3 separate regions of the Mus musculus genome follow, and regions 1 and 3 are each linked to region 2. The links are chromatin loops, found by intact Hi-C in ENCODE. Cell type or tissue: heart. All regions are shown on one strand.

Evidence for each region. Peaks named below come from ENCODE experiments on the same cell type or tissue, not always from the same donor. Only the 100,000 strongest peaks of a DNase experiment are listed, where the experiment ranks them.
Region 1: a loop joins it to region 2, with 2.0 times the contacts of the local background. A loop is called at or near these places in 3 of 42 quality-filtered maps.
Region 3: it touches region 2 in a loop (2.7-fold over the local background); 7 of 42 quality-filtered maps call a loop at or near these places.

The regions. Positions count from the first base shown.
Region 1 is chr11:117,948,044-117,950,543 of GRCm38, forward strand. No RefSeq gene overlaps it. Among named protein-coding and RNA genes, the nearest start is that of Socs3, 20 kb to the right of the region's middle. In heart, a CTCF peak has its summit at 1,434; DNase peaks (open chromatin) are centred at 1,578 and 1,888; H3K4me3 peaks cover 1,020 bases; H3K27ac peaks cover 1,017 bases.
Region 2 is chr11:118,219,676-118,222,175 of GRCm38, forward strand. The region is part of intron 1 of Cyth1 (cytohesin 1); the gene reads right to left. Among named protein-coding and RNA genes, the nearest start is that of Cyth1, 28 kb to the right of the region's middle. In heart, a CTCF peak has its summit at 1,101 (motif pointing left); a DNase peak (open chromatin) is centred at 1,416.
Region 3 is chr11:118,144,432-118,146,931 of GRCm38, forward strand. No RefSeq gene overlaps it. Among named protein-coding and RNA genes, the nearest start is that of Gm38514, 7.9 kb to the left of the region's middle. In heart, no CTCF peak of the experiment used is centred here; DNase peaks (open chromatin) are centred at 850 and 1,490; H3K27ac peaks cover 1,009 bases.

The sequences.
Region 1 (2,500 bases), 270 kb before region 2:
AGGAAAACCATGTTAGTTTAGCACATGTTCATTTTCTGATTCCCAGCATCCACATAGCACTCATGACTGTGGGTAACTCCAGTCTAGAGGCCCTGATGGCACCCTCTCCTGGGCTCAGTGGGCACTGCATATGTGTGGGAGCACACACACACACACACACACACACACACACACACACATACACACAGAAGACAAAACAAGGGGGGCTGGTGAGATGGCTCAGTGGGTAAGAGCACCCGACTGCTCTTCCGAAGGTCCAAAGTTCAAATCCCAGCAACCACATGGTGGCTCACAACCATCCGTAACGAGATCTGACGCCCTCTTCTGGAGTGTCTGAAGACAGCTACAGTGTACTTACATATAATAAATAAATAAATAAAAATCTTTAAAAAAAAAAAAAAAAAAAAAAAAAAAAGAAGACAAAACAGGGCCGGTTGCTAATGTAGCATGACCACCTGGAGCTGGTGGAGCCTACATTCTAACTAGGGTCAGCTGCCTGAGGTTGACATCCAAGGGCATGGGGCAAAATACTTTGTTTGACCATGGAAAGCACTTGCCAGAGGGCAGGGGCTAGGCTCATGGGTAGGGCTTGCCTAGTAAGCACAAGGCCCTGGGCTCTGTTTCTAGCTCTGCATGAACCAAGTGTGGTTGCACATGCGTGTAATCCCAGTACTGAGGAGGTAGAGGCAGGAAGATCAGAAGTTACTTAGTGAATTCAAGGTTAGCCTAAGTTACATGAGACCCTCCCTGTCTCTTAATAAACTAAAATAGTTGAAAAAGTGAATTTTATTTGTGTTGTTTTTTGTGTAGCCCTGGCTGTCCTGGGAACTCTCCTTATAGACCAGGCTGGTCTTGAACTCACAGAGATCCACCTGCTTCTGCCTACTGTGTGTGGATAACCGGTCTCTAATATTCTGGAATGCATTTGTCTTACTCTTGGGTGGCCACTTGCTTTCCAGTGATGTGGCAGACGTGTAATCAACTCCAAACCTCTGATGGAAATGAGTCGCCCCAGAGAGTGCCTGGGATCCTGACTGACCAGGGATCCAGGATCACTTATATGGGGACCATACATTGGAAGTGGGCTCTGGGCACTGTGCATCAAACAATACCGACACATAGAGGGGACGACAGGTACAGTTAGGAAGAGCAAGTATTTGTCAAGTACAACGGTTAGACCACAGATGGACAACACGGAGAGGCCCGTGTGCAGCGGAGGAGGGAACCGGGTGACTGAAGGCTCTGGACTCATGGTGTTCACTTCAGAACCAGGGAATGTTCTAACTTAGGAAAGGTCCTGTGTCTAGCCAAAAAAAAAAAAAAAAAAAAAAGGCGGGGGGTAGGTGCGGCCTGGGAGGAAGGTGGGGTAGTGGCAAGGGAGGGTAGCCCTGCCCTAGCGTGCCCTCTGTCCCCAGCACGCACCCTGCCGGGAAGCCCTGGGGTCGCAGCTACTCGGGCGGCCCTGCCCAGAATAGCTTTCCTTCCGGGCAGGGCTGCCCGGCCCGCAGCGCCAGCTCCCGAAATAGGGCCCCGCGTGTTGGGCGGCGAGGGCGGGAGGGGCCGTCCCTGCTCACAGGCACACTAAGCCGCTGGGACCCTGGCACCCAACAGGGACCTGGGTGCAAGGACCAAGAAGGGGCTGCAGGCAGAAGCCAAGACCCAGGCTCGGAGATGGCGAGGCGCGGACTAGCATGGAGGAGCGAGGGCTGGCATCGCACTCTGGGTTGAGAAGGCGGAGACCCGGGTGCAGGGACCACGGAGGAGTCAGTAGAGACCCGAGATCGGGATTCCCGGCGCGGGGCCAGCCTCCAGGCGGGTGGGGCGGGCGCTGACCTCACAGCCTGCGAGGAAGTCGGGGCTGGCCTGGCTGATGGAAGGCCTGAGGAATTCGCAGCTGGCGGCCCGGTCGGGTGTGAACGCGTTCCCTTCTGCTCCCAACGTGGCGAGGCAATGGAGCAACAGCTTAGCAGTTGCCATGGCCACGGACCTAGGCTGTGGGACCAGCGGCCGCCCAGGCGGGCATTGGGAGATCCCCTGGGTCCTGTGGGATTCTGTATCCACACACGGTGCCGTGTGTTACAGGGTTGTAATCCCAACCCTTGGGAGGTAAAGACACCCCCTGATTAGGAATTAAGCTCATCACCTAATAGTGAGTTCGAGGCCAGGCTGGGCTACATGAGACCTGTCTCAAAAAGCAAAACAGGATGGGCAAGGTGGTGCATATCTTTCATCCCAGCTCTTCAGAGGCAGATGGATCTCTATATGAGTTCGAGACCAGCCAGGCATACATAGTGAGTTCCAAGACCCAGTGAGGCCCTGTCTAAACAAAACAAAACAGGACCAGAGAGCTAGCTTAGGGGTAAACTACCTTGGTACATATAAGCTTGCCAACCTGAGTTCAATTCCTGGGAGCCACTTAACAGAAAACTGAAGTCACAGTGTCATTCTCTGAACCTCCAGATGCAGGAGACAGCGCTTGCTCGTGCAAGCATCCCTCATA
Region 2 (2,500 bases):
AAATTAGCACAGTGGCACTAAGGGTCACTTTTTCCTGTCTTATGTCTGTCACTGATTAATTGTCAAATTCTACCACAGCATAAAACAGTACCAACAGGGTCAAGTGTACCAAGCACTGTGTTCAAAGGTGCCTTCCAGAGAAGAAGACTCCAGGACAGAGGAGGAGATATTGCTGAGACCCTAAAGCCTGCTCCTGTCCCCTTGACAAGCCTCTCTGGCACCTGGACACCCATGGGGTTCTCATGGCTGGCCAGAACAAGCGTGCATGAGGTAGAATTATAACACTTTTATTATCAAAATGAAGAGTCAACATTAACAAGTTGTCAAAACAAACACAGCCTAATGCATGCCTTTGACAATGTTATATGTTGCCTGTCCCGTCCCCCCACCCCCCCTTCTTCAGGTTCTTACTTGTCTAGGCTGGCTTTGAACTTGCAACCGAGGAAGTTCAATTCCTAAGTGTTAGGATTACAAGGGTGTGTCACCATGATATCTCTTGTCTTATTTTATTTTTTCTAAGAAGGGAAACTGACATTTGCAGGAAAAATGAAGACACAGAAAAGGTATAATGTTGTAAAACCAACAAAGATTGATCTTATTCCTTTGTTAAGAAAATCTAGTATCAGTGCCATCAAGTGTCCCAGAGTGAGCACGGTATGGCTCAGGTTCCCTGCCACAATGCTCTCAGAGAAGACCCACTGTCCTCCTGGAGTGCAGTGGTGTCTTAGCATTGAGAAGTCTCACAGCTAAAGCGACTCTCTGGAGGCAATGACATAAGGCCCAGTCGACCTCAGCCCAGAGCTGTTAGAATGTACATCTTGCATCTTCATTGACATGTTACTGATGCCAGGGAGACACTTTCCTCCACGGCAGAGAACACACAGTATGATCCACAGGGAGGAATGATAAAGCTAATGCTGAATCAATCTTCACAGCACACTTCAATGTGGCTACTGTAGCACCTTTAAATATCTTTTGAGTGAAGAGAACAAAAAATTTACTTTAATTAATTAACGAAAAAGTTTAAAAAATAAACTTAAAAAAAAAAAAAAACCCGCTTGTATCCGGAGACTGGTCTATGCTGCCCTCTGCTGGCTAAATGAATACACTGTTGCTCGCCATGGCTGTTAAGTTACCTTTGAAAGTGTGTTTGGTGCAACCCTAATGTAGGAAATACATTTTGTGATTATGTGGCAACTTTCAGCTTCACTCTCCCTTAGGGTTTTTCTTCCCTCTTGATGCTTTGAGACTGGAACTCACTTTGTAGTCTTGGATTGTCTCACATTCATTATGTAGACCTCTGCCTTCCAATGCTGGCACAGGCTTACACCACTATGCCAGCATCCCTCTGTCCAGCAAGCCTTCCCTTGCCCAGGGTAACTACAGTCAAGTGTGTACTGAATGCTCCGCTCAGATTTGGCCAACACTGCGGAACCTTTATGAGCCATTCTGTCTGGCACTTTGTCCCCAAGTGTTAAGTATGGGGTTTACTGAAGGACACAGGGTGGCAGCTGGAACAGATGACCACAAAGCAGCTAAGAACGGAGTTCTGAGGCTGAAGAACTCCAAGCTCAGAGGAAGAATAAAAAAAAATTCCCCCGTGGGAATAGTGGAGAAATTGGAGAAGGAAAGAAAAATGCCTTTTGAGAAAACCAAGAACTTGGTGGCATCGTCTGGCATTTACTTTAGAGGTGACCTAGAAATAACAAATGCTACACAGAAGTCACCATCTCAAAAGATATAACCTTTGGGGTGAGGAAGCCCCATCTGAGATGGAGGACAGTTTCAGACAGAGCTGCGCAGCACAGGAGTCCCCTCAAGAGCCAGCACGCCTGGCTCCTACTCCCACTCTCCTCGTTACTCCACTCTTTGAAAACAACTGTGTGCCCAGTCACACCAAAGCTCATTCTCTTCCCAGGCAAGGAACCTACTCCAGAGAGTGGACTACAAGAAGCAGGGATGGAGAAAAGGCAAACAGGAGTCCTATCAGGAAACTGATCCATCACACTGCCGGATGGTCTGGCAAGATCTGTTAGCTAAGAGACCAGAGCCTTCAGTCTTGAGAATCCACCCAGTGAAATTTAAATACATGGATGAGTTCGCAAAGTAATAGAGAGATATTTCTGCAGGACTACTTGATCTCTCTGAGCTATTTGACTGAGGCAGAATAGGCATTCTCTAGTCATCTCATCCTCACCATCATCATCTCTAATTCAAGATGAAGTATGCTTAGGGGTGAAGGAGGTGACAGCCATCTGCCCTGGCCCTTCTTTGAGCACCCTCCCACCTTGCTCTCCTCTGCACCTCACCCCTCCCACATACTCCCCCTGTACCTCACCCCTCCCACCATGCTCTCTCTTGTACCTCATCCCATGGTACCACATAGGAACAGTTTGCCTAAACTCTGAAACTCCTAAATGGCAGCTCCTTGCTACCAAAGCTTCACAGGCTAGCAGTGGTGGCCTTTAATTCCAGTACTCGGGCAAAGACGGGTGGATCT
Region 3 (2,500 bases), 75 kb before region 2:
TCTAGGGAGGTTTAACTACTGCAGCTCAGCCTGCTGGGTAAGATCAGATGTGGAGAGGAAGGGAAGGAAGGGAAGACCCATGCTGACTGTGGGCCGTACCATCCCCTGCGATGGGGGCTTGCACTCAATAAACTGAGCTGATGATTGCCAGCACTCTATGCGTCCTGCCTGCAGCTGCACTGTGACCAGCTGCCTCATGTCCTCCCCATCAAGGTGGACTGTGCCCTCCAACATGAGGCAGATAAAGCACCCTTCCTTCCTTAACCAACCCAGTGTGTTAGCTGTACAAGTGCCCCACATGTGAGGCAAGGTGGCCACCTCAAGAACCAATGAATGAAGACACGCTGGAAGGCAGGCTTGTCAGGGTGACAGTCACCAGCCGTTCTCTGAGAGTGCATTTCTAAGGACAGTGTAGTACACAGTGCTTGCAAAGTACTCAAATGTGCTCTGGCCTTGTTAGCCTCAGCAGCCCATCCACTAGGCTATCTGTACGTGACTATCACCCAGCAGCCCATCCACTGGGCTATCTGTACGTGACTATCATCATCCCAGCAGCCCATCCACTGGGCTATCTGTACGTGACTATCACCCAGCAGCCCATCCACTGGGCTATTTGTATGTGACTATCATCATCCTAGCAGCCCATCCACAGGGCTATCTGTATATGACTATCATCATCCCAGCAGCTCATCCACTGGGCTATCTGTATGTGACTATCATCATCCTAGCAGCCCATCCACTGGGCTATCTGTACGTGACTATCATCATCCTAGCAGCCCATCCACTGGGCTATTTGTATGTGACTATCATCATCCTAGCAGCCCATCCACAGGGCTAGCCATCCCTTGGGAGGAAGAGGAAAGGGGATCAGAAGGGAGGAGTCATCCGCAACCACACAGTGAGTTTGAAGCTGGCTATGGGAGGCATGGTCTCAGAAGGGTAACAACGGACCACCGACCAGAGATGTGGTTCAATGGGTATAGACACTTGCTACTAAGCCTGATGACCTGAATTTGATCTCTGGGACCCACATGGTGGAGAAAATGGACTACTGTAAGTTGTTCTTACATAGGTATACCCATGCATACCCATGTATACCTATGTACACATACATATACCTATGCACACACAAACACACATGTATACCCATGCACACACATGCATACCCATATACACATATGTAGACTGTGCATACACATATATACACACATGTAGACCCATGCACACACATGTATACCTATGTGCGTGCATGCACACATACACATGCACACGCATGCGTGTGCACACACACACACACACACAAAACAAAGAATAATGAAGCAGCAAAGACCCGGGCTCCCTACTGGGAGTAAAGACCACAGCACTTCATCCTCTGAGCTGTTATGCTGCTGTAATTTTCTGGACCAGTGACACATGACTGGGCGTGTGGCTGTGCCTGACTCACTGCAACGCCCTTCCTCTTCCGTCAGCACGCACCACAAGGAAGGTGGTGTCCCTGTGACACTGAGATCTCTTTCCTGTTTCCACAGGAGCGCAGCTCAGTAAATCCCGAGTGACGCACACACCAATGGATTACACGCCACAGGCTCTGGCCTCTTTCACCATCCCTTCAGCTTTGCTCCGGGCACATCTGCCTAGCCGTGGCCATGTGAGTTTGCCATGTCAAGCTCACCAAACTGAGGCTCCTGGGCAAGTGACAGAGGCTCTCACAGGAAGCAAACATCAAACTGAAAGCTAGCATACACAGCGGACAGACGGCAGAGTGCCGGAGGAGGAGTGGAGGGAGGTAGCTGGAGGGCAGCCTTCAGAACACGGGTGGGGGGACTGCACACAGCAGGAAGGAGGAGAAAGGCAGGGCAGCTGGTAGGGCCTCAGGACTGACAGCGGGCATGGAGCTTTGGGCGTTACTGAGATAGCCTGGGCTCCCACACACATGGGTGTCCATGTGATCAAGGAATAAATGGGGCCTGGGGAACACAGCAGGGAGGGGTGGCACCAAGAAACATTGGCACATCAGAGACTTGGAGCTGCCTCATGTCTGAGAAGCAGAAGAGACTCAAACTTCCCAGTGGAAAACAAGAAGCAGGAGATCCACAGTAGAAGTTAAGATGCAGGCACCTCGACCACGAGACCTGCGGTGCCTTCCAACAGGAGGTGGGCGCCTACGTCCCTTGCATGTAACTTGGCCTTGTGATTTGCTGTGGACAACAAGATGCAGAGGAAGTGATGCTGGACTCAGGGTCTAGCCTCTGACTTCCCTCCACAGTGCTTGGTTCCATCCTGTCTCACCTGAGAGTCCTGTGCTGAGAGGCTGGAGACCGGTGAGACGGCAGGCATGCCTGGTATGACTGTGTGACCCAAGCTACAGTCCCGGGGGCCCTCAGATTCTCCCGAGGACACCGTGTGTACAAGGCCAGTGACTCCAGATAGGCTTGGGGTCACCTGCATTCCCAGTGCTTGCAAGGTGGGAGCATGAGCATCAGGGATCAGAAGGGTCTAG